Linked DNA regions of Homo sapiens: region 1 is linked to region 2. The links are chromatin loops, found by intact Hi-C in ENCODE. Cell type or tissue: psoas muscle. All regions are shown on one strand. Links, peaks and the distances in the headings refer to the core of each region. The heading gives the core; the rest is flanking DNA.

Region 1 (16,029 bases), core at 3,431-11,430, 72 kb before region 2:
GCTCACTGCAACCTCCGCCTCCCGGGTTCAAGCGATTCTCCTGCTTCACCCTCCTGAGTAGCTGGGATTACAGGCGTGCGTCACCACATCCGGCTAATTTTAGTAATTTTAGTAGAGACGGGTTTTCACCATGTTGGTCAGACTGATCTTGAACTCCTGACCTTGTGATCTGCCCGCCTCGGCCTCCCAAAGTGCTGGGATTACAGGCGTGAGCCACCATGCCTAGCCAGTAGTTACAAGTTTTGATCAGGATGTCAACCTAGGTCATTTGAAATTTATTTTTTTGTGACCTACAGTTTAAAATTCTGTGGGCAAATTAATGTGTTATTAAACTTTCAGCATCTCTTTAGCCTATTAGTGGAATTTTTCCCTGCCCCCAGTCTCTTATTATGTGAAGGTTAGGTCTTAGCAGCAATATAAAGGAGACTGTCACTCACTCAATTTTAGTATGGGGAGCCCTTATTATTTTTAATATATACTTTTTTGAGACAGGGTCTCACTCACTCTGTCACCAGGCTGGGGTGCCGTGGCACGATCACAGCTGACTGCAACCTCGAACTCCTGGGCTCAAACAATCCTCCCACCTCAGCTTACTGTGTAGCTGGGACTACAGGCGTGTGCCACCACACCCTTTTGGCTTTTATTTTTGGCTTTTATTTTTTGTAAAGACAGGGTTCCTCTCTGTCTTTCATTTGGCCTTTATTTTTTGTAAAGACAGAGTTCCACTCTGTCTTTCATTTGGCCTTTATTATTTGTAAAGACAGGGTTCCACTCTGTTGCTCAGGGTGGTCTTGAATTCCTGGGCTCTAGCTGATCCTCCTACCTCTGCCTTCCAAAGTGGTGGGACTACAGGCATGAGCCACTCTGCATGGCCAGAAGCCCTTATCATAATACCTTGAATATATATGATCTCTATGTCATTAACATTCAGAATCTATGAAATGCAGTCAACTTTTGATTATGTGGAGTATTTTACTTAAAAATCCCATTTTCAACAGACTTCCTTCTAGAGTTCATTTTATTATGGGTGACTTACCTGCCACCCTACCCATATGCACTATATCATTAAACAAAACAAACAAGGTCAGTAAATCTAGTCTGTAGGAGAGAAGCCCATTGCATTCAAAGATTAATGCCTCATTTATTTCAGACGTCACTAATCATCCATTTAAAACATTTTTAAAAGTTTGGGCCGGCCGCGGTGCTCGTGCCTATAATCCCAGCACTTTGAGAGGCTAAGACAGGAGAATCACTTGAGCCCAGGAATTCAAGACCAACCTGGGCAACATAGTGGGACCCCTGTCTCTACAAAAAAAAAAACAAAAAACAAAACAAAAAAAAGCCAGGTGTGGTGGGTTGCACCTGTAGTCCAGCTACTAAGGAGGCTGAGGCAGGAGGATCCCTTGAGCCCAGGAGTTTGAGGCTGCAGTGAGCTATGATTGTGCCACTGCACTCCAGCCTGGGTGGCAGTGAGACCCTGTCAAAACAAAACCAAGTTTGGTCACATAAGACTCGTGTTTATAATCAATACAGAATCATAAAAAGTTGTTTAAAAAGTAAAAGTCTTCTCTCCACCCCCCTTTCCCCTCTAAATCCTATTTCTCTCTTAGAGGAGACTCAATGGTTGGTGCGTATCCTATCCAGACCTCTTTCTATGTATTTACGTACTTATTTATTTATTTATTTATTGAGACGGAGTTTCACACTCGTAGCCCAAGCTGGAGTGCAATGGTGTGATCTCGGCTCACTGCAACCTCTGCCTCCCTGGTTCAAGCGATTCTCCTGCCTGAGCCTCCCAAGTAGCTGGGATTACAGGCACGCGCAACCATGCCGGCTAATTTTTTCTCTTTTTAGTAGAAACTGGGTTTCGCCATGTTGACCAGGCTGGTCTCGAACTCCTGACCTCAGATGATCCACCTGCCTCGGCCTCCCAAAGTGCTGGGATTACAGGCGTGAGCCACCGCGCCTGGCCTATACATTTATATTTATAGATACACATTTTGTTTTGTGATGTTAACTTAATGAACCACATTGTCATTTATGTTTTGTTCTGTAATGTGTTCTTTTCCACCCATGCAACTACACTGTGCTATGGAGATTTTATCTACCATTTTAAATTATGTGGATCACAGTAAAATAATTAGGAAAAAGGCACTAAAAGCCTCCCTGAGCTGCCAATGGGAATGTCAGGTTTCGCACCCAAACTCATTTTCTTTAGAGGATAGCCTTTAGTACTTATTTACTCACATATTGGATATAGTGTTCCTGACCTGTAACAAATCATGTTACATATAAGAGAGAAGACAAACAGGTAGCAAGAAAAACCAGCTTACAAAATTATAGAAAACCCCATAAAATCTCAAAAATTGTTTACGGACTTGGAGCATTTACTGTAAGGACGGTCTTCACCAGCTTGTACCATAGGGACAAATAATTATCAGTCATTATTTCTTTACCCTGTTATCCTGAGTTTGTGATTATTTCCTCTGGATTTCATTTTTAACTACTGGGTTTCTGACACTGAGACTTTCTTTTTCTCTTTATAGTTGTGTCTACAGTTTTTGGTTGTGATCTGGTTAAGAATTGCAAAGTATGTGTTACTTAGGCTTTGCAGCAAGCTTGAATAAGCAATAAGTAACTGGTCTTACTTGGTTCATGGCTGTGGACATGTGAAACATTTCCCTATTTTTTCCTAATATACTTCTTCAGATGTGTGGGCCGTAAGTAACATCTCCAGATAGAGACTATTAAAAAGGCACAAACCTTTATTTATTCAGCAGCTGTTGTCGGGTAGTTAGAGCAAGCTTAATAAAGAAAAGCTTATGGAGAGAGTATCTTAAGACTTTGTGTTTCACACATGAGAGGAAATTGTGTGGTAACAGGATGAAGCTAATTTAGGCCCTCCTTTAAATGCCCTAAGGAAAATTATTGCCTTTGCTAGCCAAGGAGCAAAGCTGTACATTTCCCCCGTGATTATTTTATTTATTCACACAGTATAGTAAGTATTTTAACTGATTGTTAATAAATAATTATCAAGTAACCTCATTAAAATATTAACTTGCTATTAGGCTTTTAAAACATGGTTTCCCAAACACTATGTTGAAGCATGAATGCCTGTTGTGTAGAGAACAGAGGTAATAGAGGTAATATGCTTACTCCACACACACTTGAATTTTCAGAAGATGTGGCTACATAGAGAAAGAACAGGGTAGTATAACCACATCTCCTGAAAACGCAGATGTGTGTGGAGGTAACCATATTACCCCTACACACTTTTTGAAGTTTCTCTTTTTGAAGTTTCTTATAAAGTTTTTTTTTGAAGTTTCTTGCAAAGTTTCTATTTTAAACTGGATTTTATTTATAAGAAAAATGTTAGGGATTTGGTTTTTGAAAAATTATTTTTAGTGTTAATTTTTTTTTTTTTTTTGAGACGGAGTTTTGCTCTTGTTGCCCAGGCTAGAGTGCAATGGTGCAATCTCGGCTCACCGCAACCTCCACCTCCTGGGTTCAAGCGATTCTCCTGCCTCAACCTCCCAAGTAGTTGGGATTACAGGCATGCGCCACCACACCCGGCTAATTTTGTATTTTTAGTAGAAACGGGGTTTCTCCGTGTTGGTCAGGCTGGTCTTGAACTCCTGACCTCAGGTGATCTGCCTGCCTCGGCCTCCCAAAGTGCTGGGATTACAGGCGTGGGCACCTGGCTAGTGTTAACTTTTATACTGCACTTATTGCGTATGCCCTTCTGGGCAGGGTCTCTGATTTGTTCTCTGTCAAATAATTTTGGAACTATGGTTATATTCTTTCTCACTAGGATTGCAAAATGGTTTGAAAATGTTCCACTGTTAAGAATCCAACATATGTTTGTGCTTTGGGGGTTGCAGGGTGTGTGGGTTTACGATTATGGATGTTTATTTTTAACAGTTAAGTTCTGCCTACTTTATACGACATTCCTTAATATTTTGGAAAGTCAGTATTGCTTTCTAGTTGTGTCTTTTAAGAGCGAGGGGTTTTGATAGTTTGAGCATTAGACAGATTCTCTGCATTTTAGAAGTAAGGATAAAATCATGGATTTTATTTTAAAATACTTTTTAGGGATTATACTAAAGTCCCCAATAGAAAGATGTCTCTGGTACTGCAATATTCAGTTTAGCATTCTATGAGCTTTTAGGTAGAAAAGTAGGCTAAGATATTTTCCATAGTTTTAGAGAGTTTTAAGACAAAAATATTTTCTTTTTTTTTTTTTTTGAGGCCAAGTCTCACTCTGTCACCCAGGCTGGAGTGCAGTGGAGTGATCTTGGCTCACTGCAACCTCCACCTCCCAGGTTCAAGCGATTCTCCTGCCTCAGCCTCCTGAGTAGCTGGGATTACAGGCGTGTGCCACCATGCCTGGCTAATTTTTGTATTTTTTTTTAGTAGAGATGGGGTTTCACCGTATTGGCCAGCCTGGTCTCGAACTCCTGACCTCGTGATCCACCCACCTCGGCCTCCCAAAGTGCTGGGATTACAGGCTTGAACCACTGCGCCTGGCCAACAAAAAGATTTTCTAACTGGAAAATTGAGTTGATTGGAATGTTTATAGTGTAAATGAGATATTGTAGATTTGTTATAGTCCTCAGACTGTTCTGATGCTGCCCATTGTGATAGATTTATATAATTAACTTCTTTGTGTGTTGCTTTGAGAAACAGCTTGTTATTAACGTTCAGTTGGAATGAGCTACCATCAATTTAATTGCTTGAGAGAAAAGTATCGGTATCCCTGGTAAACTGGAGAAAGTTGAGGATTATTCTTTTTTCTTTTTTTCTTTTCTTTTTGAGACGGAGTCTCACTCTGTTGCCCAGGCTGGAGTGCAGTGGTGCGATCTCAGCTTACTACAACCTCTGCCTCCTGGGTTCAAGCGATTCTCCTGCCTCAGCCTCTTGAGTAGCTGGGATTACAGGTGCCCGCCACCATGCCCGTCTAATTTTTGTATTTTTAGTAGAGACGGGGTTTTACCAGTTTGGCCCGGGTGGTCTCAAACTCCTGACCTCAGGTGATCCATCCGCCTCGGCCTCCCAAAGTGCTGGAATTACAGGTGTGAGCCACCACGCCTGGCCGAAGATTATTCTTTAAGTGTATAAATGTAGTAAGTGCAGTTGAAAACCCTCAGTAAAAATAATGTATTTAAGTACCTGTGGAATTAGAATATTGATATTCTGGGTAATCAGGTATTGATATTTTTAGGAAACCTGGTCAGAGCACATTAAAATGAATCTTAAAAATGTCAGTATTTGAGGTTACAAAGTCAAAAAAGAGTGAAAACTTGCAAATTTTCTCAGTTTTTCTGAGCTCTTCTCCATGATCCTTACAAAATAAGGAACAGTGTTGTTTTTTTAAACTTACTGGGCATTGTTTGAGTGTTTAAACTTTGTCACCCTAAACAAGAGTGTCTATGCTAAGTATTTACTAGAAGACAGTTTCTGTTACAGGTCACCTGAATATTCATTTAAAAAAAAAAAGAAAACACCTTACCAAAAAACAGCACACCTAGAATTTAGCTGTTTTTTGGTAAGGTGTTGTTTTTTTTTTTCTTTTGTTTTTTTGAGATGGAGTCTGGCTCTATCACCCAGGCTGGAGTGCAGTGGTGTAATCTCGGCTCATTGCAACCTTTGCCTCCTGGGTTCAAGCGATTCTCCTGCCTCAGCCTCCCGAATAGCTGGGAATACAGGTGCACACCACCACACCAGGCTAATTTTTGTATTTTTAGTAGTGATAGGGTTTCACAATTTTGGTCAGGCTGGTCTCAAACTGCTGACCTCATGATCTGCCCGCCTTGGCCTCCCCAAGTGCTGGGATTACAGGCGTGAGCCCCACCAAGCCCGGCCTTTTTTTTTTTTTTTTCCTTGAATGAATATTCAGGTGATCTGTAACAGTAACTGTCCTCTAGTAAATGAAGTGCCCAGTTTTGAGGGTCTCTTCTGGTTGATGTAAATTCTGCCTATGTCTAGTTAGGTATTTGTGAGGGAAAGATGGAACAGAGGTGCACGTGTGTGTATGTGTTCTGTCTGGACAAAGACGGCATGTCCTTTTGGGTTGTTGGTTTTTTTTTTAATAGATTGGCATAGGAAGTGCAAAAATATAACTAGTCTAAATCCAGGACACATGATACAGAGTTAAGCCAATTTGGATTGTTGAATGGATACTGCTGTCTTGTAACTATGGTGTTCAGATGTTTCTCATAAATGACTGCATAGTCAGCTGACCCAGTCAAGGGATTTCCAGAAGCTAAAAAGCAGTTAAATTACTGATCTGCTACAGCTGTGGACACTGATTCAAGACTGGCTTCTGAAGACTGGCTAAGTGAGATTTGCATGAAGTATGTAAAGTAAAAAAACAAAACAAAGCAAAAAAGTCTGCCTAGTTTAACTAAAAACCTGGTTTTGCATCTCTCTCAACTGTAGCATTTTCTGAAACTTGAGAAAACACATTTGCTTGGCACAGCTGTTAACTTCCTACAACTGAAATGCTTTCCATTCCCTTTAAAATAAGCCCTTCTGAAGCAGAATGTAGATCACATGTATCATCCAGACCAAAAAAGTTTGCCTGGACTACTCCTGGGGTCCGGAATCCTCACATTCCAGGCAGAGCTCCAGCTGTTCCGATTTAGTTACCGACTTGGGATTGGCTGCGCCACCTACTCTTGTTTCCACCCCTTAACTTTCACTGGAAGAAAGCTCTAGACTAAAGATTAAATGTAAGCGCTGTCACCAGGCCTTCTGAGTGCAGCTGGCACCATGGGTGTGCTCCAGAGCAACTTCTGCTTGCTCTGAGCCCCCTGCCCTGCCTCCCCTTTCACCATGTTTCCTCTGACAAGATTTTAAGTACAGCAATTCAAGAAGATTTCTCCTCCTAAACGACATTTATCTGAAGTCTATTGCCTCTTGATTGCTGGAAAAGAATCTTAAAATCATTTCAAAAGTAACTTATAAACAAACTTATTAAAAGTGATGAAAGGAGCATTGAAATTAATTAGCACTAATTTTTCACTGTGCCAAAGTGTGCAGTGTCCTTCAGAGGAAACAATAACAGATCTGGTGAGTGTGCCATGCCAGTGGGGAGAATTGAATGTCCCTCATCTCCCTCTTTCCCTAGGGACATTAGTCATGAGTGCCGAGTGTGCGGGGTCACAGAAGTGGGTCTTTCTGCATATGCAAAGCACATTTCTGGCCAGTTGCACAAAGATAACGTTGATGCCCAGGAAAGAGAAGATGATGGAAAAGGAGAGGAAGAGGAAGAAGATTATTTTGACAAGGAACTCATTCAGTTAATAAAACAAAGGAAAGAACAAAGTCGGTAAGTAATTGATTTTTTAAAAAAAGCCTATCTATAACAGAACACAGCAGAGAATATATTTTATATCTTTGTACTGGTCAGCCCATGGCATTTAAACTTAGGTATAAAGTTTAGCTTGAGGTTGTTGTCTTACTAATCAAAGGGCAATGGAATGTTTTCTTGAACTACTGTAATATCTTCTTAAAAAAGCAAACTTAGTATTGTTCCTACATAAGCTGTAGCTACATATCTGAAATTTTTGCCATGTTGGTAACTATGTTGAGAATGGCTTTATTGGTATCCAAATCTTTTTTTTTTTTTTTAAGATGGAGTCTCACTCTGTCACCCACCCAGACTGGAGTGCAGTGGTGTGATCTTGGCTCACTGTAACCTCTGCCTTCTGGGTTCAAGCAATTCTCCTGCCTCAGCCTCCTGAGTAGCTGGGATTACAGATGCCTGCCACCATGCCTGGCTAATTTTTTTTGCATTTTTAGTAGAGACGAGGTTTAACCCCATTAGCCAGGCTGGTCTCAAACTCCTGACCTCAAGCAATCTGCCCACCTCAGCCTCCCAAAGTGCTGGAATTACAGGCGTGAGCCACCGTACCTGTCCAGTATCCAAATCTTTTGAATACCAATAAGTTTTTATTTGGCGTTTAAATTTTCCAGTGGAAAGGTGTTAGAATATAAGCTTCATTGTATAAATCGTATAGTATATAGTATAGTCGTATCGCCAAAATAACAGTGTAGTCTATAGTATATAGTATAGTCTTACTGCCAAATAACATTTCTTAGGAAAATATTTTTTGACTGGTGTGAATTAACGTGTTGCTTCTGCCAAATTTGATTTATCTTTTTGTCTTTGAATCCCCAGTGACTACCACAGTGCTTTCTTGAATAAATTTTTTTTGATAAGTGTCAAGATAATTTAAGCAATATAAATTTTCTAATTTGTACTGCATAATTTCATACCTACATTTATACATTCAGGTATTAGGCATTTATGTTTTTACCTTACTGCTTTCTGGTCTAAAGAGTTTAATTATAAAATTTGTTAAAAAGAGTTTAATTAATGAGGTAGAAATTTTCAATGTGAGGGAAAGAGAGAGAGAAGCACTTATGAGGTGGGATAATTTTTTAAGTCCCAGAACATGAAGAGAATCATTTCAGATTCTAAAATAAAAATTTAAAGATTCTTCTTTGAATACTAGTTATACCCCGTCTGTACCTCCTTTTTAGTCAGAGGCTTAACTATAAAAAGGAAGTTGTTTTTACTCTATATGTTAAAAGTTTTTTTGCCGGGAGGAACGGTGGCTCAGGCCTATTGTCCTGGTGCATGAGGAGACGAGGCCAGGGCTTTAAGACCAGCCTGGGCAACATAGGAAGCCCTTATCTATGTAATAACAACAACAAAAAATTAAAATTAAAAAAAAGTTTTTTGAACAATTCCTTGAAGGAGACTTTCTTCATCTTAAAATATCAGTAAAGGGTGAGCATCCCTAATCCAAAGTCTGAAAATGCACCAAAATCCAAAACATTTGAGTGCCAACATGAGGCCACCAGTGGAAAATTCCACACCTCATTTCATTTTACAAAATTATTCAAAATATTACCTAAAATTATCATCAGACTGTGTATAAAAGGTGTATATGAAACATAAATGAATTTTATGTTTAGACTTGGGTCCCATTCCCGTAATATCCCATTATGTATATGCAAAAATATTCCAAAATCCAAAGCAGTTTGAAATGCAAAACCTTTCTGGTCCCAAGCATTTCAGATACGGGACACTCAAACCACATGGTTCTTAAATCATTTAGTAGCTTAGTCCTTCAAATGACATTTTCATTACTTTTAATATAGTTGCAGTTTACTTTATCCTGCTTTAGGCAGTTGGAGCCTCTGGGAGACTTCTATTTTGTTCTTACATACTAGTGCCATTATTAGCTTTATCTGTGTAAATAATTAAACATTAAGTCAGAATAGATTAGACATTTGTATCATAGTTACTATTTTTTGAGTCTTTTGATGTGCCTCCTTGATGACCTATTTATAAAATCATCTACTTCTTTTTTTTTTTTGAGACAGGGTGTCGGTCTGTCACCCAGGCTTGAGTGCAGTGGCACGATGACACCTCACTGCAGCCTCAACTTCCTAGGCTCCAACAGTCCTCCCACCTCAACCTCCCGAGAAGCTGGAACTACAGGCATGCATCGCCACCATGCGTGGCTAATTTTTTTTTTTTTATTTTTATTTTTGGTAGAGATGGGGTTTAGCCATGTCACCCAGGCTGGCCTCGAACTTCTGGGCTCAAGTGATCCACCCACCTTGGCCTCCCAAAGTGCTGAGATTACAGGCATGAGCCACCACACCTGGACAAAATCATCTACTTCTTCAGGAGTATTTTTTTTTTTCTTTTTTCCTTCATGAATTTTTAACTTAGATTATTCTTTCTGGTCTATGGGTTTAGCTGAATGCTCCTATCTTCTGAATCTAGCCAATTCATGATGATCTAGGAATTCTACTTTGTGATTTATTTATCCCCCAGTTCTCCCATTTCTGATCATATCAGTATAGCTGAGTCAGTGGTCTCCTTGGATGCCAGAAGTTGCATATTGCATAGAATCAAAAGATAAAGGCAATTTGGTTAATGGTTATAAAAAAATTCTGCTACTGCATGTAATAATACTTGTTACTTTCTAAAGAGTCTCCTGTTTAGAAATGATTGTAATTTATATAATATGAGTGGATGTTTGAACTTCTAAATAGACTTTTAAATTCCGTCTTGTGAAAAAGGAAGAAGTTCCAATTTGTGTCCAAAATATCATAGACATTGAAAGCCTTTAAAGCCAATTAAAGTCAGTATTGAGTTTAAGATTTTTAAGTCAAGGTCAGAGGAAGGAACTTAAATGTGGAAACTTTGTTTTGAGATGTTGATTCTCTGAAGGCCTGTGGTTAAGAGTATAGACTCTGGCTGGAGTCAGATTGCCAAGGATTAAATCTCTGCTCTACTGCTTTCTGGCTATCTTATTCTAGGCAAGTTATGTATTCTCTCTACTGCTCAATTTCTCATCTATAAAGTAGGAATAATAAGAATACATGCCATGCCTGTAATCCCAGCACTTTGGGAGGCTGAGGTGGGCGGATCACGAGGTCAGGAGTTCAAGACCAGCCTGGCCAACATGGTGGAACCCCGTCTCTACTAAAAATACAAAAATTAGCCAGGCGTGGTGGCGGGAGCCTGTAATCCCAGCTACTCAGGAGGCTGAGGCAGGAGAATCGCTTGAACTCGAGAGGCAGAGGTTGCAGTGAGCCAAGATCGTGCCATTGCACTCCAGCCTGGGCGACAAAGCGAGACTCCATCTCCAAAAAAAAAAAAAAAATACTTGCCTCAGGATTATAAAAACTAAGTGAGATAATCTATATAAGGTGCTTAGCATTAAATGCCTGACACTCAGGTACTCAGTAAATTTTAGCTAGCAGTACTCAGTATTTTGAGCACTTACCACATGCTAAGCACCATGCCCATGCACACCATAGGCAGTTTGTAGAAGAAAATGGTTTTTACACCTATTGCTGTGATGCTTACTGAAGCTTATTCATGTTTCTGTGGACTCCTCGTCTGACATGAACATGAAACAGCTGTAGTTTCTTTTTAAAAACCTCTGGCTCATGAAGCTCCTTATAGCACATATTATGGTTACTACTTGTTTGGTATATGCTATTTTCCTCCTGTTTGTGACCTTACTGTCTCAGCTAGGTTCTAAGGCCTTCACAAACTGGAACTGTACATAAAAGTCTTCTTATACCACTAACAGTTATTGAATGGGTACTGGACAAAGTGTTTATTAATAAAAATAACCATGCAAAGTATCATCTTATTTAAAATAGGTTAAGAAATGGAGTTTTTCAGAAAGAACCTACAACTGGAAAAATCATGGTATTAAGGGCAGCTGAACATAAAATTGTACTAAATATGATAACTAGGCCGGGCGCAGTGGCTCAAGCCTGTACCCCTGTAATCCCAGCACTTTGGGAGGCCGCGGTGGGTGGATTACCTGAGGTCAGGAGTTTGAGATCAGCCTGGCCAACATGGTGAAACCCCGTCTCTACTAAAAATACAAAAATTAGCCGGGTGTGGTGGCGCATGCCTGTAATCCCAGCTAGTCGGGAGTCTGAGGCAGGAGAATTGCTTGAGCCTGGGAGACAGAGGTTGCAGTGACCTGAGATTGTGCCACTGCACTCCACCCTGGCCAACAGTGCAAGACTCTGTCTCAAAAAAAAAAAAAAAAAAAAAAGATAACTATAGCTATAAAATATACTTGTTCTTTTTCCAAAAAACCTGCATAATACAAAAATAATAATTGGATGATAGGGACAAAATCTCAGAACATGCCAAGAAAAACAAGACCAAGAAAGGGAGGGAATATAAATGTGCCAAATTTTTGTTTGTTTTTTTGAGAGAGTCTCACTGTGTTACCCAGGCTGGAGTGTAATGGCATAATCTCAGCTCACTGCAACCTCCACCTCCTGGGTTCAAGTGATTCTCATTCCTCAGCCTCCCGAGTAGCTGGGGTTACAGGCGTGCTCCACTACGCCTGGCTAATTTTTGTATTTTTAGTAGAGATGGGGTTTCTCCATGTCGGCCATGTTGGTCTTGAATTCCTGACCTAAAGTGAACTGCCCGCCTCGGCCTCCCAAAGTGCTGGAATTATAGATGTGAGCCACCACACCTGGCCAAATGTGCCAAATTTTTAATATTTCTGAGTGATGGGGGAGATGGTTGTAATTACTTGAAATTTAAGTAATTTAAAATGTTTTATTTTTAAATTAATAAGTTGAGGAATATACGTTTAAATATATCATTTAAAGATATGAAAACAACCACTATTAGATATAAAACCAGACTCGGTTACATATTCTAAGTAACGGGAGGAAAGTACAAGGGAAGTTTGGTGGGTTATGCCTTTCAAGGTAGCATAGGAATTCCTTTAAATCGCTAATGAAAAACTGTTTTTCTTCCAGACAAGATGAACCTTCCAATAGCAACCAAGAAATAAACTCTGATGACAGACGACCCCAATGGAGACGAGAAGACCGAATTCCTTACCAAGACAGAGAGAGTTACAGTCAGCCTGCATGGCATCATCGTGGACCTCCACAGCGGGATTGGAAATGGGAAAAAGATGGCTTTAATAATACTAGGAAAAACAGCTTTCCACATTCTTTGAGGAATGGTGGTGGACCAAGAGGACGTTCCGGGTGGCATAAGGGTGTTGCAGGAGGCTCCTCGACTTGGTTTCACAACCATAGTAATTCTGGAGGTGGTTGGCTTTCAAATAGTGGAGCAGTAGATTGGAATCATAATGGTACAGGAAGGAATTCCAGTTGGCTTTCTGAAGGAACAGGTGGCTTTTCCAGTTGGCATATGAACAACAGTAACGGAAACTGGAAATCCAGTGTACGTAGTACAAATAATTGGAATTACAGTGGCCCTGGAGACAAATTTCAACCAGGCAGAAACAGAAATTCTAACTGTCAAATGGAAGACATGACTATGCTATGGAACAAGAAATCTAATAAGTCAAACAAATACAGTCACGACAGATATAATTGGCAGCGGCAAGAAAATGACAAACTTGGTACAGTTGCCACATATAGAGGTCCTTCTGAAGGATTTACAAGTGATAAATTTCCTTCAGAAGGCTTACTCGACTTCAATTTTGAGCAGCTGGAAAGCCAAACCACTAAACAAGCAGACACTGCTACTTCCAAAGTTAGTGGAAAGAATGGCAGTGCGGCAAGGGAAAAGCCTCGTCGCTGGACGCCTTACCCTTCTCAGAAGACTCTGGATTTACAGTCGGGATTGAAAGACATCACTGGTAACAAGTCAGAAATGATAGAGAAACCTCTCTTTGATTTTAGCTTGATAACTACAGGAATACAGGAGCCCCAAACTGATGAAACACGTAATTCCCCAACACAGAAAACACAAAAAGAAATACATACTGGATCTCTTAATCACAAGGCCTCTTCTGATTCCGCTGCTTCCTTCGAGGTGGTGAGACAGTGCCCCACTGCAGAAAAACCTGAACAAGAGCATACACCAAATAAAATGCCATCATTGAAATCCCCACTCCTTCCATGTCCAGCCACTAAATCATTGTCTCAAAAGCAAGATCCAAAGAATATCTCAAAAAACACCAAAACAAATTTTTTTTCCCCTGGAGAACACTCAAATCCCTCGAACAAGCCCACTGTGGAAGATAACCATGGTCCTTACATATCCAAACTGCGTAGTTCATGTCCTCATGTTTTAAAAGGGAATAAAAGTACATTTGGCTCTCAAAAGCAATCTGGTGATAATTTAAATGATACTTTACGAAAGGCCAAAGAGGTGCTACAGTGTCATGAGTCATTGCAAAATCCACTTCTTAGCACTTCTAAAAGTACCAGGAACTATGCAAAAGCAAGTAGAAATGTAGAAGAATCTGAAAAAGGGTCTTTGAAAATTGAGTTTCAAGTGCACGCACTAGAAGATGAAAGTGATGGAGAGACATCTGACACGGAAAAGCATGGAACAAAAATTGGAACCCTAGGTTCTGCAACTACAGAATTGTTATCTGGCAGCACTCGAACTGCTGATGAGAAAGAGGAGGATGACCGCATCCTGAAGACTTCTAGAGAGCTATCCACTTCCCCATGTAATCCCATAGTTCGCCAGAAAGAATCTGAATTACAAATGACATCTGCAGCCAGTCCACACCCTGGCTTATTGCTAGACTTGAAAACCTCTCTAGAAGATGCACAGGTTGATGACTCTATTAAATCTCATGTATCTTATGAAACAGAAGGCTTTGAGAGTGCTAGCTTGGATGCAGAGCTTCAAAAAAGTGACATCAGTCAGCCCTCGGGCCCTCTCCTGCCTGAACTAAGTAAGCTTGGCTTTCCTGCCTCACTTCAGAGGGATCTAACCCGGCACATTAGTTTGAAGAGCAAAACTGGAGTACACCTTCCTGAGCCAAACCTCAATAGTGCCCGCCGCATTCGCAATATTAGCGGTCACCGAAAGAGTGAGACAGAGAAGGAGTCTGGGCTCAAGCCAACCCTACGGCAGATTCTAAATGCATCTCGGAGAAATGTCAACTGGGAACAGGTCATTCAGCAAGTAACCAAGAAAAAGCAAGAGCTGGGCAAAGGCTTACCCAGGTGTGTGCTGCTTTTCGGTGTCTTTTTTTTCCTCACTTTCTTTTAAAGTAACCCTTTGACCCTGATCAAGAGAATTCTACGTGTTTCATTTAATTAAATGTTTGCCAACAATATCTGTTGTAGATGTCTTGATTTAATATCAAATAGTGACTGATACTCTATGACAGATGGAATAAAGTATTTCCTAGCAGAGAGTGCAGGTTAAAATGGAAGCACACCTACTTGAGAAACAAGGTGGTGACGTAGGAAAAAAGTCATGGCTTTACAGGGGTAAAATCCGTCACTTTATAGGGGTAGAAAATGACAGCATAAAAATGTAGAGCTATAGATCTCTGTCTTTTTCTAGATCTTAATTTTGGAATGCGTGCTATAACTTTTAAATACAACTGTTCTCATTACCTTTTACTTAGAACCTACGAATAGTTAACTTTTCTGTATGTACTCTGGGCATTATCTTTATGACTACAACATGCTTTCTCTTAAGCGCTTGTGTAATATTTTGGCTCTTCATCTTATGTTGAGGTACTAGACTTTTCTGAATGCTAAAACAGTGTTCAACGTAAGTTTGCTACTTGAAAGTCATAACTCTGCTGCATGATGATACAGTTCTCCAGGCTTCAGGGGCATTTCTGTACTTGTTGAAATAATGGGTTTATTTCCCCCCACTTTCCTTTCCCACACCTTGTGAGTAGCATTTGAAATTGTAAGTATAAAGCACTTGTAAGTGCTCAGTAAAAGGGTTTTTTTTTTTGTTTTGGTTTGTTTGCTTTTAAAAATTATATGCTGTATGTATTATTATAGATTTAGCGCTCCATATGAAACAAAACTCAATTTTTACTCCCTCAAATATATTATTATAGCTGTATACAAACCTCTAATCTGGTACTTGTGACAACGTAATATATTTATATCTGTACCACTGACTAGACTGTGAGCCCCTTGAAGGCAAGAGCCACCTTACTTTTTATAACCTCAGTGCTTGAGAGAGCCTGGCACATTAAAAAATAATGCCCCTCCCAACAACCATATCCAATTTATGTTTTCATTTTTTCTTTCTTCCTTAAGGTTTGGCATAGAAATGGTACCCCTTGTTCAAAATGAACAAGAAGCCTTAGATTTGGATGGGGAACCTGATCTGTCCAGTCTAGAAGGATTCCAGTGGGAAGGTGTTTCCATTTCCTCGTCCCCTGGCTTGGCAAGAAAGCGAAGCCTTTCTGAGAGCAGCGTGATCATGGACAGAGCTCCTTCTGTGTATAGCTTCTTCAGTGAGGAAGGTACAGGCAAAGAAAATGAGCCCCAGCAGATGGTTTCACCTAGTAACTCATTGAGGGCTGGACAGAGCCAGAAAGCAACCATGCACCTCAAACAAGAAGTGACACCTCGGGCTGCCTCCCTCCGAACAGGTGAAAGGGCTGAAAATGTTGCTACCCAAAGGCGACATAGTGCACAATTATCCTCTGACCATATAATACCTTTGATGCATTTGGCAAAAGACTTGAACAGCCAGGAGAG
Region 2 (14,778 bases), core at 1-8,000:
TTCTTCATGATCTTGTACATGTCACTAGGAGCATCCCTGATCTCAAAAAACTCTGCCACCCCTCCTGTGAAGTCCTCCATGGCCTCTGTGGTGTTCCCACCTTTCAGAGCTTCGTAGGAACCATGGAGCCTTAGAGAGAGGATGAAGACCAATTTGGGGTCACAGAGTTCCAGGGAACAAAACCCAGGTACCACTGCCACCAGAACTTTACCTCTTGGATGCTGTGATGTTCTTTCATCAATTCCACATTAACCCTATGAGCTCATGGGATGGAAACAATGATTCCCTTTCTTCATAATGAAGAAACTGAGCTCAAGAGGCTAAGTGACCCACCCAAGACCACAGAGAGCCAGAAGCACTGGGATTGAAACCCAGCTATCCCCACTTCCTGAGAGCTCTTTCCACTACATCCTGAACGTTGAGGAAGGGCTGCATTAAAGCCATTAGCAGCTGCCGGTGTGGTGGCTCACACCGGCAATCCCAGCGCTTCGGGAGGCCAAGGCTGGTGGATTGCATGAGCCCAAGAGTTCGAGACCAGTCTGGGCAACATGGCAAAACCCCGTCTCTACAAAAAAATACAAAAATTAACTGGGCATGGTGATGCCCGCATGTAGTCCCAGCTACTTGGGAGGCTGAGGTGGGAGGAGCACCTTGAACCCAGGAGGTCAATGCTGCAGTGAGCCGTGACTGCACCACTGCACTCCAGCCTGCATTACAGAGTGAGACCTTGTTTCAAAAAAATTTAAAAAATCCATTATTAGCATCTGGGGTGGAGCTTTTAAGTTGAGAGACAACATGGCTTTATAAATCTGCTATAAGCACATGAGGTTGAGCCAAGCGAGACCCTGGGATCTGAGCTCCAGAGATACAATGCTCTGATCCAAGACTTGCAATGCCACCATGGAGGTGCAATGAAAGAACTCGCTATGGTAAGCTAAAGCTAAAGGTCTTCTATGCAAATCTTCATTTCTACTCTTAAATTTAATGTTTTTAGTTAGAGCTGTTGTTGCCTGGAACTGATCTCTAACTTTGGGTCACAGTTGGACTTGCATGCCCACACATATGCACGTATAGAGGCACATGCCTCTTCCTGTGAGTGAGGTCTCGGCTGGATTTTGCAACCCACTTTCTCACCTCTAGCCCCACCTCACATTCTAAAGTGTTGCTTACTTAGCATAAGCCTTCTCCAGCAGAGCACTCCAGAACTCATTGCGGTGGTTGGACTTGGTGAAAACCAGTTGATTGTTGTACGTTGGCAGGCAGTCATCTATAACCACGTCCACCCACTCTCCATAGCGCCAGAACTGCACAGAAGCGTCACGCACAGAGTCACATACTCAAATTACTGTTAGGAAATGTGTCCTTCCTCCACATTCCTCAGGGGGTTCTTGAATCCCAAAGCAGCATCATTTCCTGGACTCTGCATCTGGGTGCCTGTTCATCCTATTTTGTGTTTGGGGTGTGTAAATCTGTCTCTAACTGGACTGGGTGCTTTTTGAGAGCTGGAAGTGAGTTACATATACTTCATGTCTTCCACAGAGTCCAGCCCAGTAATGGGTAGAGTAGGTGCTCCATGAGTGTCTTAGGATGTAAGATTTTCATTCTCCTGCTCAGCAGGTCTGGGGCAGGGCCTGGGTGTCAGCACTCTCAGGTGCCCCCAGCTGATTCAATGTGGCCAGGATTGGGAACTATGCAGTGAAGGCACTGTGCTGATTTAGGTATTTCTTGATGCCAAACTGAAGAACAAGGATTGAAACGGAGGAACAAAGTGACCCAGAATCTATTCTAGCTGTAGCAGGAACATTGTTCAATCATTTCAAGTTTGGATGTCGCTCTTTTTTGAATGAATCAGTTTGAACTGAAAAGGGCCAAATGTGGTTTAGTCTCCTTTTCAATGGCACTTTCTCCCTCATTGAAATGAGAACAGAAATCTATCTGATATTTGTATGTAAGGCCCTTTAGATCTGAGACCCTTTAAATATGCCATGTTCCCAAGGCGGCAGGAGGGGGAGTCTGAGCCTGGAGACAGACCTTTTCTGAGGCCTTCCGTGCTGAGGTGCAAGACCCGGGGAGCAAGAACTGATAATGTGGGTCATCCTGGGACATGAGGGAGCCTTTGAAGCTGGAGACAGGCTGACTCCCCAGCATCCCGGAAGCTACGAGACCCTCACAGGTAGAATTCAGTTTGGTTCTGCTCTAGCACCAGCTCTATGCCAAGGTGACTGGGACCCAGAAAATTTCCAGTAGCTGGATGGATTCTAGAACCATCAGATTCAGTTCTAGGGCAAACAAGAAGCCTGATCCCCAGGTTAAGCAGACTCTTCTTCCAGGGCTTGGAAGAGAGGAGTGATAGCCTTGGTACCGCCATGCCTTAGAGAGGAAGAAGTATACAGGAGCCCTGGACAGGGGTTCCTGTACAACCTGAAGGGTCCTGTGGTGTCACAGTGCTAATATCTTAGGGACCTACTTGAGAAGGGCTGCAGGCAATAAAAGCAGCCAGACAGCTGCAAAGACAAAAATAGACCCACAGTAAACAGGATGTCTTCCTGTCTTTCTGGGACATAGTGGAAGGTGGTGGGGGAGGGATTAGGGAGCCAGAGATAAGCAACTGCTTCCTCCCAGGCTTGAAGCCTTAAGGGGGTCCATGCCGACTGTTGCCGCTGCGGGTAGATGGGTGGGAAGTTTCCTCCAGCTTCTGGGAAGTCAAGGCCAGGAGACCAGCGGTGGGTGGCCTGCCGCTGGCCCTCTTAACTACACTCTCATTACCTCACCTGGAAGTGGAAGATCCCTGCGTAGTTTTCGATGAAACTTTGATCATGGGGTATGACTCGGAAAAGAAGGTGCTGGTTCAGGGTCAGGCAGGCAATGGCTGCGAGAAACCAGCAGTCCCCTGCAGGCAGACACAGGGCACAGATCGTGAGCACTCCTGCTCCTCCTGGGAAGAAAAAGCCCCAATCCCAGCCAGCCACTCCACTTCCCTGAACGGGGACTCCCTTGGTGCCCACTCTCCTACTTCCAGATCTGACCTTACAGAGGTGTCAACCCAGGGAAGGAGAATTGGACAGGAATTCCTTGACAATATGATCAACAGGTAACTTACTCCCTTGTGACTAGACATTTTCCTCAAGGCTGCAGGCAGTTCCTCCAACTGCAGTATAAACTCACTTCCTTTTTAGGCCTCAATGGAGACAGAGCAGTAGGTGATCATAACTGGGTTGTTCTTCCTAACACCTGTAGGAAATCTGCCCTGCCCTGTGCCTTTGCAATGTGAGTCCAATTCCTCTTCTGACTTCAGCGAAGACTGAGCCTCAGAGAACCATCCACCAAGATGATTTGTATTGGAAGGAAGGCCAGGTAGGCAGCTGCCCTGGAACCCGTCTATAGGGGGCAGTAAGACATTGCTGGCAACGGAATGAGCTCGGGACGTTTTCTTATTCTCTGAACCTCTTTTCTGACAGAGTACTGTATGTAGTTGGAGGTAACACTTTGCTCTCTTTCTCTCTCTCTCTCTCTCTCTCTCTCTCTGTGTGTGTATATATATATATAATAGGGGGTGTACCTGGTCACAGAGCTGCCTTCTAAGGAGGATGGGTTAAGTGAAATGCAACTGAGAGTGTGCAGGGGAGACTGAGAGCTGCCTGCAGCCACTCTCCCCTACCCTCCTTGGAAGCAGCCAGTCTTTCCTTGGAAAGAGGTTATTGGTTTGAAGGTCCCAGATTATTATGCCCAGGGCTCTGCAGGAAGCCTTCCCTCAGGTGCAGGAACCCAGATATTCATCTGATTTATTCTCAGCCTCCCCTTCTGGAATGAAATAAGCCAAATTCCTTTGGTCTTAGGTGCCCCCTTTTCCTCAAATTTAAATTGTTTCTGTTGGTGTTCTCTCCAATTTTACTTCACAGAGCTTGCTTATAGTCCACACCAAAGACAATACTTTCTGAACAAGAGGTCGAGAGAGAGGAAGATCAGATGGAGCAGTCAAGCTAACCAATCAAAGAGAAAATTGGATGCTCATCCACATGGCGGATGCCATCTTTGTGGAAAGACTCTTTTAAGATGGAGCTATGCTGGGGCAATTTAAACAAGGGTTCCAGTTACAAGTGCTTTCCTTGGCGATGCCTTTTGTGTGTGTATCTAGAATCTCCATGCCCAAGGGGCATGCTTGGTGCACAGTCACAGAGCTGTCTTCCAAGAAAGACGATACAGTGAAAAGCAGGGCTTTTGTCATGCTGAGTGGGGTATGTAAGTGTCCTTGAGATACTGGAGAGGAGGCCACAGGATGCAGATACCCCCTGTGATGCATGGCAGAGTGCTAAAGAGGCATGTAGGAGGAAATGAAGCAATCGCCAGCATGTAGATAAACGACCATAAAGCAACTGTTATAAAAAATCTTCCAAAAAGTTACTGGAAGCAAGCACAGATTGTCCCTTTACCTCCTGGAAGGGGATCACACCTTGTAATCACCCCTTGATCATCTGGCAGGATCTGACCTGAGGCACTTTCCTACCTAGCTCTCCTTGACAGATGTCAGTTCTGTTGGCTCCATCAATGATAAATCGGGGATTCTCGCAAATTTCCTGTGAAACAAAAAGGAAATGACCAGGTAAGAATAACAGTAGATAGACAGATAGATAGATAGGTATTTTTTTGAGACGGAGTCTCACTCTGTCGCCAGGCTGCAGTGCACTGGTGCAATCTTGGCTCACTGAAACCTCTGCCTCCGGGGTTCAAGTGATTCTCCTGCCTCAGCCTCTCGAGTAGCTGGGACTATAGGCATGCGCCACCATGCCCAGCTAATTTTTGTATCTTTAGTAGAGATACGGTTTCACCATGTTGGCCAGGATGGTCTCCATCTCTTGACCTTGTGATCCACCCGCCTCGGCCTCCCAAAGTGCTGGGATTACAGATGTGAGCCACCGCGCCCGGCCGCAGTAGCTATTATTTATTGAGTTCCATTATGTAGTGTTCCTGATAGTATTCCATTTGGCCCTGTGAAGGGAATACTATCATTGTTATTTTTCAGATAAGGAAACTGAGGCCCAGAGAGGTTAAGAAACTCGTGCAAAGACACACAGCTAGTAAGTAGCAGAAGCCAGAAACATGCCTCCTTTTTACATTGTCCCATGCTGCTTCCCACACTGTCATACTATTCGAGTAAGGATGCAACTTGAGAGTTAGGGCAGTGTCGGCTGGGCGTGGTGGCTCACACCTGTAATCTCAGCACTTTGGGAGGCCAAGGCGGGTGGATCACTTGAGGTCAGGAGTTCAAGACCAGCCTGGCCAACATAGTGAAACCCTGTCTCTACTAAAAATACAAAAATTAGCCAGGCGTGGTGACAGGTAATCTCAGCTACTTGGGAGGCTGAGACAGGAGAATCAAAATAATAATAATAATAATAAATTAATAAAAATAAATAAAATATAGATTCAGTGTTTTGTATTGTTTTTGAGACAGAGTCTCACTGTGTCGCCAGGCTGGAGTGCAGTGGGCGACACAGGCTGGAGTACAGTGGCGCGATCTCGGCTCACTGCAAACTCTGCCTCCCAGGTTCAAGCAATTTTCCTGTCTCAGCCTCCCGAGTAGCTGGGACTACAGATGTGTGCCACCATGGGTGGTTTCCATATTCTTAGTAGAGAGAGATGAGGTTTCGCCATGTTGGCCAGGCTGGTCTCGAACTCCTGACCTCAAGTGATCTGCCAGCCTTGGCCTCCCAAAGTGCTGGGATTACAGGCGTGAGCCACCGCGCCAGGCTAGTGATCTGGTTTTAGCCCCATTCTTCTCAGCTTCATGGAGTCTTGGCATTCCTGTGACACAGTTCAAACAGGGTCTCTCTCTCCACCTTCCCCCAACCCCCATCACAACAACCCAATATACCCAAGTGAGCTGAAGCTCCTGCACTCAGGGGTGTATACTCCTAGTAGATGGAAAGTCTTGCTTATGCTACACCCCACAGCATGCGTCCCATCTGCAACTCTGAGTGGAATGGAAGGATAAACCAAAACAATCGTTTTCAAAAACGTTTACCTATATGGGGAGGGAAGGAATAAGGTGGTAGAAATAGGGATGGAAGTAGAACTCTGAATATAACTGTTTAAAAATAGTTTTGACTTAGGAATCATGTAAAGTTTTAAATAATTAAGAGCCAAAATTAAAGAAAAAATTATTTTAAAAAGCCATCTGTAAAAGCTGAAAGCAAACCGAAGCAAAGGGACCTAACTGCATAACCATTCACAGAAAAATAATTACTTCAAGTCACTTAAAATGTAACATTTTGGCTGTCTATCCCTTTTGGAATATATCCTAAGGACAAAAACCAAAACCATAAAGAAATATGAACCTTGAATGTTATGAAGATACTAAGAAATATGAACCATAAGAAATAATAATATTGTCCAGGTGTGGTGGCCTACACCTGTAATCCCAGCACTTTGAGAGGCCAAGGTGGGAGGATCATTTGAGGCCAGGAGTTCGAGACCAGTCTGGGCAACATAGTGAGACCCCGTCTCTACAAAGATTAAAAGGATTAGTTGGACATGGTGGCGCATGCCTATAGTCCCAGCTACTTGGGAGGCTGAGGTGAGAGAATCGCTTGAACCTGGGAGGCAGAGATTGCCGTGAGCCAAGATTGCACCACTGCATTCCAGCCTGGGCGACAGAGTGAGGCTCTGTCTCAAAAAAACAAAAACAAAAACAAAAAACCCCACTATAATTTGAAAATATTTTTCCTTAAATAAAAACACATATTTAATACTACATATTGATTGAAAGGGCAAATTGAATATTGACCCAGAATGACCAACATGAATATACATTCTAGAAAATTACTGGGATTCAAAGAAAAAAAAAAACATTGTTTGGACATCTAGGGAGAAAGAACAAGTGACTTTTAAGGGGAAAACATTAGATTATTATCAGACTTTCCAGTAGCAAGGCCTTTTTATGCCAGAAGAAATTGGAGCAGTATATTTAAGATGCTCAAGGAAAGAAAATGTGAACCAAGGATGTATATACAATATGACTTCCTTTATTCATTTCAAGAATAAGGGATGTGGGCAAACTTTTCTAATACATAAGAATTCAGGGAATATTGTTCCCACGAGCTCTTCCTGAGGAATATACTAGAGAATAACCTTCAGACAACCAGGTATAGAAGGACACTAACATAAGGACTGAGAATAAGTAGTCAGTATTTCGTTATTTGTAGATTTAAAATTACATGATGGCCGGGTGCAATGACTCACACCTGTAATCACAGCATTTTGGGAGGCTGAGGTGGGCGGATCACGAGGCCAGGAGTTCGAGACCAGCCTGGCCAACATGACGAAACCTCGTCTCTACTAAAAATACAAAAATTAGCCAGGCATGGTGGCTCATGCCTGTAGTCCCAGCTACTCGGGAGGCTGAGGCAGGAGAATTGCTTGAGCCTGAAGGCAGAGGTTGCAGTGAGCCAAGATCGCACCACTGCACTCCAGCTTGGGCGACAGAGTGAGACTCTGTCTCAGAAAAAACAAAAACCCAACAAAGTACCTGATGATTAAAGGGAGGATGTAAAGTATGTAATATATTGCCTATAGTGTTCGGGCAATGAACAACTATTTAAAACCATTTTAAATCAAAGGAGAAAGAAGAAAGCCTATGGAAAGACTGTAAACTGTTTTCAGGAATTATTTTGGTAGTGATATTATTAATATTGTTATTCTGCAGCTTAATCAGACAAACAAAAGTAGAGGAAATTCATTGCCAGCAGACCTGCCATGCAAGAAATGTTAAAAGAAGTTCTTTAGGGAGAAGAAAAATGATACAGGTCAGGAACTTGGACCCACATAAAGAAAGGAAGAGCACTGGAGAGGAAATAAATAAATGAAGATAAAATAAAATCTTGATTTTAAATTCTTAATCTAAAGGGTAACTTAGTTAAATCATAATAAAAACAATGTATTGGGCAATTATAGCATACAGATAAGAGAAACAAATGACAGTAATGTCATAAGCAAAGAAAGGAAGGAAATGGTAATACTTTGTTCTCTGTTATAAAGTACCTAGAGTACAAACTAAATGGTATAGTGTTATTTGAGGGTGGACTTGGTTGAAAACGTATACTGGAAACTCTAGCATGACCACTAGAATTGAAAAAATAAATATAATTGATACACCAAGAGAGGAGATAAGGCCGGGTGCCGTGGTTCACACCTGTAATCCCAGCACTTTGGGAGGCCAAGGTGGGCAGACTGCTTAAGCTCAGGAGTTTGAGGCCAGCCTGGGCAACATGGCAAAACCCCATCTTTACAAAAAAAAAAAAAAAAAAAATATATATATATATATATATATATGGGGAAGGTGGGGGGAGAGACCCCGTTTGAACTGTGTCACAGGAATGCCAAGACTCCATGAAGCTGAGAAGAATGGGGCCATATATATATATATACACACACATATACATACATATATATATACACATACATATATATACATACACACATACACACACACCCACACACACATACAAACATATTAGTTTGGCATTGTGGCATGCACCTGTAGTCCCAGCTACTCAGGAGGCTGAGATAGGAGGATTGCTTGAGCTCAAGAGGCAGAGGTTGCAGTGAGCCAAGATCATACCACTGCACTCCAGCCTGGGTGACAGAAGCCAGACCCTGTCTCAAAAAAAAAAAAAAAAAAAAAAAAAAAAAGACAAAAAAGAAGAGGTAAAAGGATAAAATAGGATAAAATATAAAACTTTCAGTTAAATCAGAGAAGCCAGAAAAAGGGGCAGGGACAAGAACAAATGCAATAAATGGAAATCAGTTATAAACATGTAGGTAGTAATCTAACTATATTATAATCACTTACATGTGAATGATCAAAATACACCAATTAAAAGACAAAGGCTGTGAAAGTGGATAAAAACAAGACTCGACTATATGTTGTCTGCAAGAAACCCACTTTATTTATTTTTTTGAGACAGAGTTTCGCTCTTGTCGCCCAGGCTGGAATGCAATGGCACAGTCTCCGCCTCTCGGTTTCAAGCAATTCTCCCATCTCAGCATCCTGAGTAGCTGCGATTACAAGCATGCACCATCATGCTCGGCTAATTTTGTATTTTTAGTAGAGATGGGGTTTCACCATGTTGGCCAGGCTGGTCTCAAACTCCTGACCTCAGGTGATGTGCTCGCCTTGGCCTCCCAAAGTGCTGGGATTACAGGCGTGAGCCACCATGCCTGGCCAAGAAACCCACTTTAAATATAAAAACTCATAGATAAAGAAGGATATATCATGCTAACAATAATCAAAAGAAAGTTGGAGTTGTATTAATTTCAGAAACTGCAGACTTCAGAACAAGGACAATTATCAGAGATAAGGAGAGGCATTACATATAGATGAAAAGGTCAATTGGTCAATTTTCCAAGAAGACATACAATCTTAAATGTGTGTGCACCTAACAACAGTGTCAAAATACATGAGGCAAAGAGTGATAGAACTGAAAGGAGAAATAGACAAATCCAGTATTATAGTTGGTGATGTCAACACTCTCTTTCAGTAATTATAGATCAAGCAGGCAGGCAGAAAAGCAATAAGGATATTGTTGACCTGAACAACACTATCAACCAACTGGATCAAATTGACATTAATAGAATTCTACATCCAACAATAGCAGAACAAACCATTTTCTCAAATTCATAGGTAACAAGTCAGTAAGACAGAACACATTCTGAGCCATAAAACACACCTTAACCAATTTTTTTTTTTTGAGACAGAGTCCCTCTCTGTCACCCAGGCTGGAGTGCAGTGGTGCGATCTTGGCTCACTGCAACCTCTACCTCCCGGTTCAAGCGATTTTCCTGCCTCAGCCTCCTGAGTAGCTGGGATTACAGATGCATGCCACCATGCCTGGCTAATTTTTGTATTTTTAGTAGAGACGGAGTTTCATCATGTTGGTCAGGCTGGTCTCGAACTCCTGACCTCATGATCCACCTGCTTCAGCTTCCCAAAGTGCTAGGATTATAGGGGTGCGCCACTGCGTCCGGCAACCAATTTAAAAGAATAGAAAGCCTACAGTGTCTTCACAGACCACAGTGGAATGATACTCGAAATCAATAACAAAAAGATAGTTGAAAAATCCCAAATTATTTGGAAACCAAACAACACAGTTCTAAATAACACAAGGGTCAAAGAAGAAATTTCAAAAGAACTTACAAAATGTTTTTAACTAAGTGAAAATAAAAATATAACATCAAAATTTGTGGGATGCAACAAAAGCAGTGTTTAAAGGGAAAGTTATAGCATTAAATGCATAAGTTAGAAAAGAAAGAAAAGAAAAATCAATAAGCAATATTCCATCTTAGTACACTATAGAAGAGATACTTAAGCCTAAAGCAAGCAGAAGAAAAGAAACAATAAAAAATCAGAGCAGAAATGAATGAAATAAAAAACAAGAAAACAATAGAAAGTCAATGAAAACAAAAATGGTTCTTTGGAAAGATCAATAGAATTGATAAACCTTTAGCCATGCTAAACAAGAAAAATGAAAACACAAATTACTAATATTAAAAATGAAGGAGAGGTTATCACTTTTGGGAGTTCAGTCAGGCTGGTGGCAAAAATTTTAAGATGAATTTATAGGATATAAACACAAACCCTCTTGGAAGGCCTAGAGGTTTGCATAAAGTGTTTGGCTGAAGGCAGCCGAATCCACTTAATAGCTTAGGGCACAGATACATAGGAATGTAGAGGAGTTTATCTAAAGAGCTTGTTTACTCATGTGGTCCTAAAACTAACTTTTGATCACTCACGGCAGGATAGCTCCCCCCGGGGTGGGGGCAACCAGATTAATTACCCACAGGTGTGTTGACTCAAAGCCTTTGTCATTAAAACTGTGCTAAATAAATGCCCACAGGGCTAGCTAGTCAGGGCCGTGGCTGCTGACTCTTCACAGCACCTTCCTTAGTATCTGTGAGCGGCTTGGACCCCTAGCTGCTCTTTCACTAAATATTGGTGTCTTGGTATGTTATTCATCCGTCGCACGAGCTGGGGTCTGCAGGACAGACTCCTGCAATCACTACTGAACTTTTGGACATTAAAGGGATAATAAGGGAATATATGGACAGCTCCATGCTCACAAATTTGATAACAGGTGAAACTGACAAATTTCTTGAATGACAAAAGCTACCAAAATTCATTCGAGGATTAGATAATCTGAATAGCACTATACCTATCAAGAATATTGAGTCAATAATTAATAACCCTCCAAAAAAGAAGGCACCAGAACCAGATGGTTTCACTAATGAATTCTACCAAATATTCAAGGAAGAAATAATATGAATTTTCCACAATATCTTCCATAAAATAGAAGCAGAGGGAACACTTCCTAACTCATTCTATCAGGCCAGCATTATCCTAATATGCAAGCCAGTAAAAGATACTCTAATAAAGGAAAACTACAGACCAATATCTGTTATGAACATAGAAGCAAAATCCTCAACAAAATATGAGCAACTCAAATACAACAATGTATAAACAGACACCATGACCAAGTGGGATTTATTTGAGGTACAAGGTTTGTTCAACATTCAAAAATCAATTAATGTAATTTACCACATCAACAGGCTAAGAAAAGCAATTATATAACCATATTAATTGATGGAGAAAATGCCCTTGACAAAATCTGACACCCATTCATGATTTAAAAAAACCTCTCAGCTAACTAGGAAGAGAGGAGAATGTCCTCAACTTGGTAACGATCATCCACTTTCAAAAATAATAACAGCTAACTTCATACTTAAGGGTGAGAAACTAGATGCTTTCCCCTTAAGACTAGGAACAAAGCAAGATGTCCTCCTGTACCACTCCTATTCAGTGTCCTACTGGAAGTCCTAGCTAATGCAACAAGATAAGAAAAAGAAATGAAAGATATAAATATTGGAAACAAAAAAAAAACTATCTTTATTTACAGATGACACAATTGTCTATGTAGAAAATTCCAAACAAATGACCCAAAAAAATCCACTGGGAACTAATAAGTGAGTATAGCTCAGTTGCAAGATTCCAAGTTAGTATATAAACACCAATTAGTTTTCTATATACCAGCAATGAACAACTGGAATTCGAAATTTAAAAATATTCCTTTTATATTAACACACTAAGCCAAGAAATATTTAGTTATGTCAGTGTGAACTCATGTTTAGCTTAGTATAGATACAAATGGCTTTATATAGAAATATTTACAGATATGTGAGATGGTTATACATAGAAATATTATAGATATGTGTATACAGCTGGCTTAGTACACACACATATCTCCTTTCTCTACAAGCTGAGAGGAACAGAAGCAATCACACTCCGGTAGCAATGAGCAGACTTAGCAACCAGATCTTGATATCTAATACCTTTTTCAATAAAAGAAACCAGTGCTCCTTGGAGAAATGACTGATTCTAGGATTGGGGCAGGAGATACACATTATGAGCTGGTAGTGCCAGAAAGTAAGAAAGTGCTCAAGGAAAAAAAAAAAAACCCACAAACAATTAGGGTATGTTAAATAGACACAGGAGCCAACTGAGAGCTCCCAGTGAAGAAAGCTGGGACAACCTAAGCAACAAAATAAAGCAGTATTGGATTACGACTTAAAATAAAAATCAAGATCCATGAGTCCATATTGATATAAACAAGTGACTGAATAAATAAACAAATGGGGAGAATAGACAAAGCTCCCATGCAGAATGATTCCCAATAATTGATGCAGATTCTCTGCCCTCAAGAGGGCAGAGCACAATTCCCCCTTGCTTAAGTATGGGCTTATGCTTAGTGTCTTGCTTCCAGAGTATAGTATGAAAAGAGGGGAAGAAGTAACTTCACAGTAAAGAAACCTGACAAGCACTACTTCAGCCACATGACCAAGGTCAACACCACAATGAGAAGGCATGTTTATTGCCCGCATCCTTGATATATAATGTGACAAAAACGGCACTTTACCCTGTGGTCTTCCTCCCCCAAACCCTTAAGCCCATAAGGAGAAAAACCGCAGACAAATGCCAATTGAGGGTCATTATGTTACAGAATACCTGACGAGTACTCTTTAAAAAACTGTGAAGGTCATAAAACACCAGAGAAGGCAGAGATACTGTCACAGCCAAGAGAAGGCTAAGGAGACGTTACTACTAAATGTAATGTCATATCTTGGGTGGGATCTTGGAACAGAAAAAGGACATCAGACAAAAAACTAAGGAAAAGTATGGACTTCAGCTAATAATAATATATTAACACTGGCTAATTTAATTGTAGCAAATGTACTGTACTAATGCAAGATGTTGGTAATAGGAAGAAATGGCTGCAAGGTATATGAGAACTCTGTACCATCTTCACAATTTTTTCCTGTAAATCTAAAACCATTCTGAAATTTACAGTTTATTTAAAAAATAGATATAAATACTTCTAATAGTTTTTTCATCCACTCCAATGGATCATCTTGCAGATCTACTGGGCTGTATATGCCCTCCTCAGAGCCTACTGGTCTAGAGAGTTTCTTGCCTGCTCTAAATGCAGTGAACCCTTTTTGGAGCTCTGAGCCTCTCCAAGCAGGAAGAAGGGCCTTGTGCTACACACTCCCAAGCACTTTCACCCACTCAAGTTGACACAAGGGGCTTCTCGGTTGCGCCATAAGGTAGCCTGACACAAACTGCTTCATCCCGTAAGGAGTCTGGCTGCTCAGCACGGACCTTTCTGTTTAAACAGAAGCGACAGCACATGAATGAACAAGCCTTAGGTGAAAGATTAAGAAGGCAGGTCTCCATCCTTCCATTTCTTTACTGTTCACCACCTTCCACAGAACTCTCCCGGAAACTGTGAGCCTTAGTACTTCTAACCACTCTACTCTCCCACCCCAAAACACCTGCTCTGAAAAAGACACATGAGACCAGGTGAAATGGATCTTGCCTGTAGTCCCAGCACTTTGGGAGGCCTAGGCAAGAGGATTGCTTGAGCCGAGGGGTTTGAGACCAGCCTGGGCAACATAGTGAGGCCCCATCTCTATAAATAAATAAATAAATAAATAAATAAATAAATAAATAAATAAATAAATTTTTATTTAAACAAATAAAAATGTGGTGGCACATGCCTGGGGTCCCAGCTACTTGGAAGGCTGAGGTGTGAAGTGGGATCACTGTTTGGGCCTGGGGGGTTGAGGCTGCAGTGAGCTATAATCAAGCCACTGCACTCCAGCCTGGGTGACAGAGCAAGTCTCTCTCTCAAAAAAAAAAAAAAAAAAAAAAAAGAGACATGATATTCGATTACAATGCATTAGCTCCCTAAAAATATTTACGATTTCAGGGACCCATAAAGTATTATAATAATCTCTAGCTCAGGAATAGAAAATAACATCTCCAGTTTCAGGAAGGAGCAGAAAGGTATTTTGGATAAAGAGACCCTTGATAAGTCAATTGCCCAGAGGAGGGATCCATGGCCTCAGGCTCTGGATCACTTGGCTTCTTGTTCCCCAAGAGCTGGCTCCTGAAGTCCCATCCCCTCCATCCCTACCTTTGGCCTTTTCCATGTGATGGCCTAAATCTTGGTTTTGTGGCTCAGCTCATGGGAGGCCAGGGCCTGAACACCTGCTAGGAACACACAATCTTCAAAGAGGCACTTCTGGGCCAGACATCTTTGAGAACGACAAAATCCTGCCCCTCAAACTTGAGGGGCTGTGCGATGGTGCCCTCTCCATTTCTCCTGTCCCTCTCTTGGATCACACAGTCACAGAAGAATCCTGACAGCAGGTAGGGCATGGCGAATG

Evidence for each region. A loop is a pair of places that touch in the nucleus more often than their neighbours do. Peaks named below come from ENCODE experiments on the same cell type or tissue, not always from the same donor. Only the 100,000 strongest peaks of a DNase experiment are listed, where the experiment ranks them.
Region 1: a loop joins it to region 2, with 2.4 times the contacts of the local background. A loop is called at or near these places in 2 of 110 quality-filtered maps.

What each region holds. Positions count from the first base shown.
Region 1 is chr15:42,448,259-42,464,287 of GRCh38, reverse strand. ZNF106 (zinc finger protein 106) reads left to right here. Exons shown (of 22, transcript NM_001366845.3): 4 at 7,130-7,330; 5 at 12,334-14,517; 6 at 15,583-16,029. Among named protein-coding and RNA genes, the nearest start is that of ZNF106, 35 kb to the left of the region's middle. RefSeq lists enhancers at 5,293-6,124, 6,125-6,957. In psoas muscle, for the core only: no CTCF peak of the experiment used is centred there; DNase peaks (open chromatin) are centred at 6,747 and 7,127; H3K4me3 peaks cover 5,238 bases; H3K27ac peaks cover 7,902 bases.
Region 2 is chr15:42,374,279-42,389,056 of GRCh38, reverse strand. CAPN3 (calpain 3) reads right to left here. Exons shown (of 24, transcript NM_000070.3): 2 at 4,505-4,574; 3 at 2,772-2,890; 4 at 1,171-1,304; 5 at 1-129. It overlaps LOC105370794 (a long non-coding RNA gene), which reads left to right and starts at 3,026. Exons shown (of 3, transcript XR_932178.3): 1 at 3,026-3,091; 2 at 3,238-3,354; 3 at 3,900-4,510. RefSeq lists enhancers at 2,322-3,521, 4,016-4,571 and a silencer at 4,147-4,329. In psoas muscle, for the core only: a CTCF peak has its summit at 3,375; DNase peaks (open chromatin) are centred at 2,674 and 3,385; H3K4me3 peaks cover 1,233 bases; H3K27ac peaks cover 8,000 bases.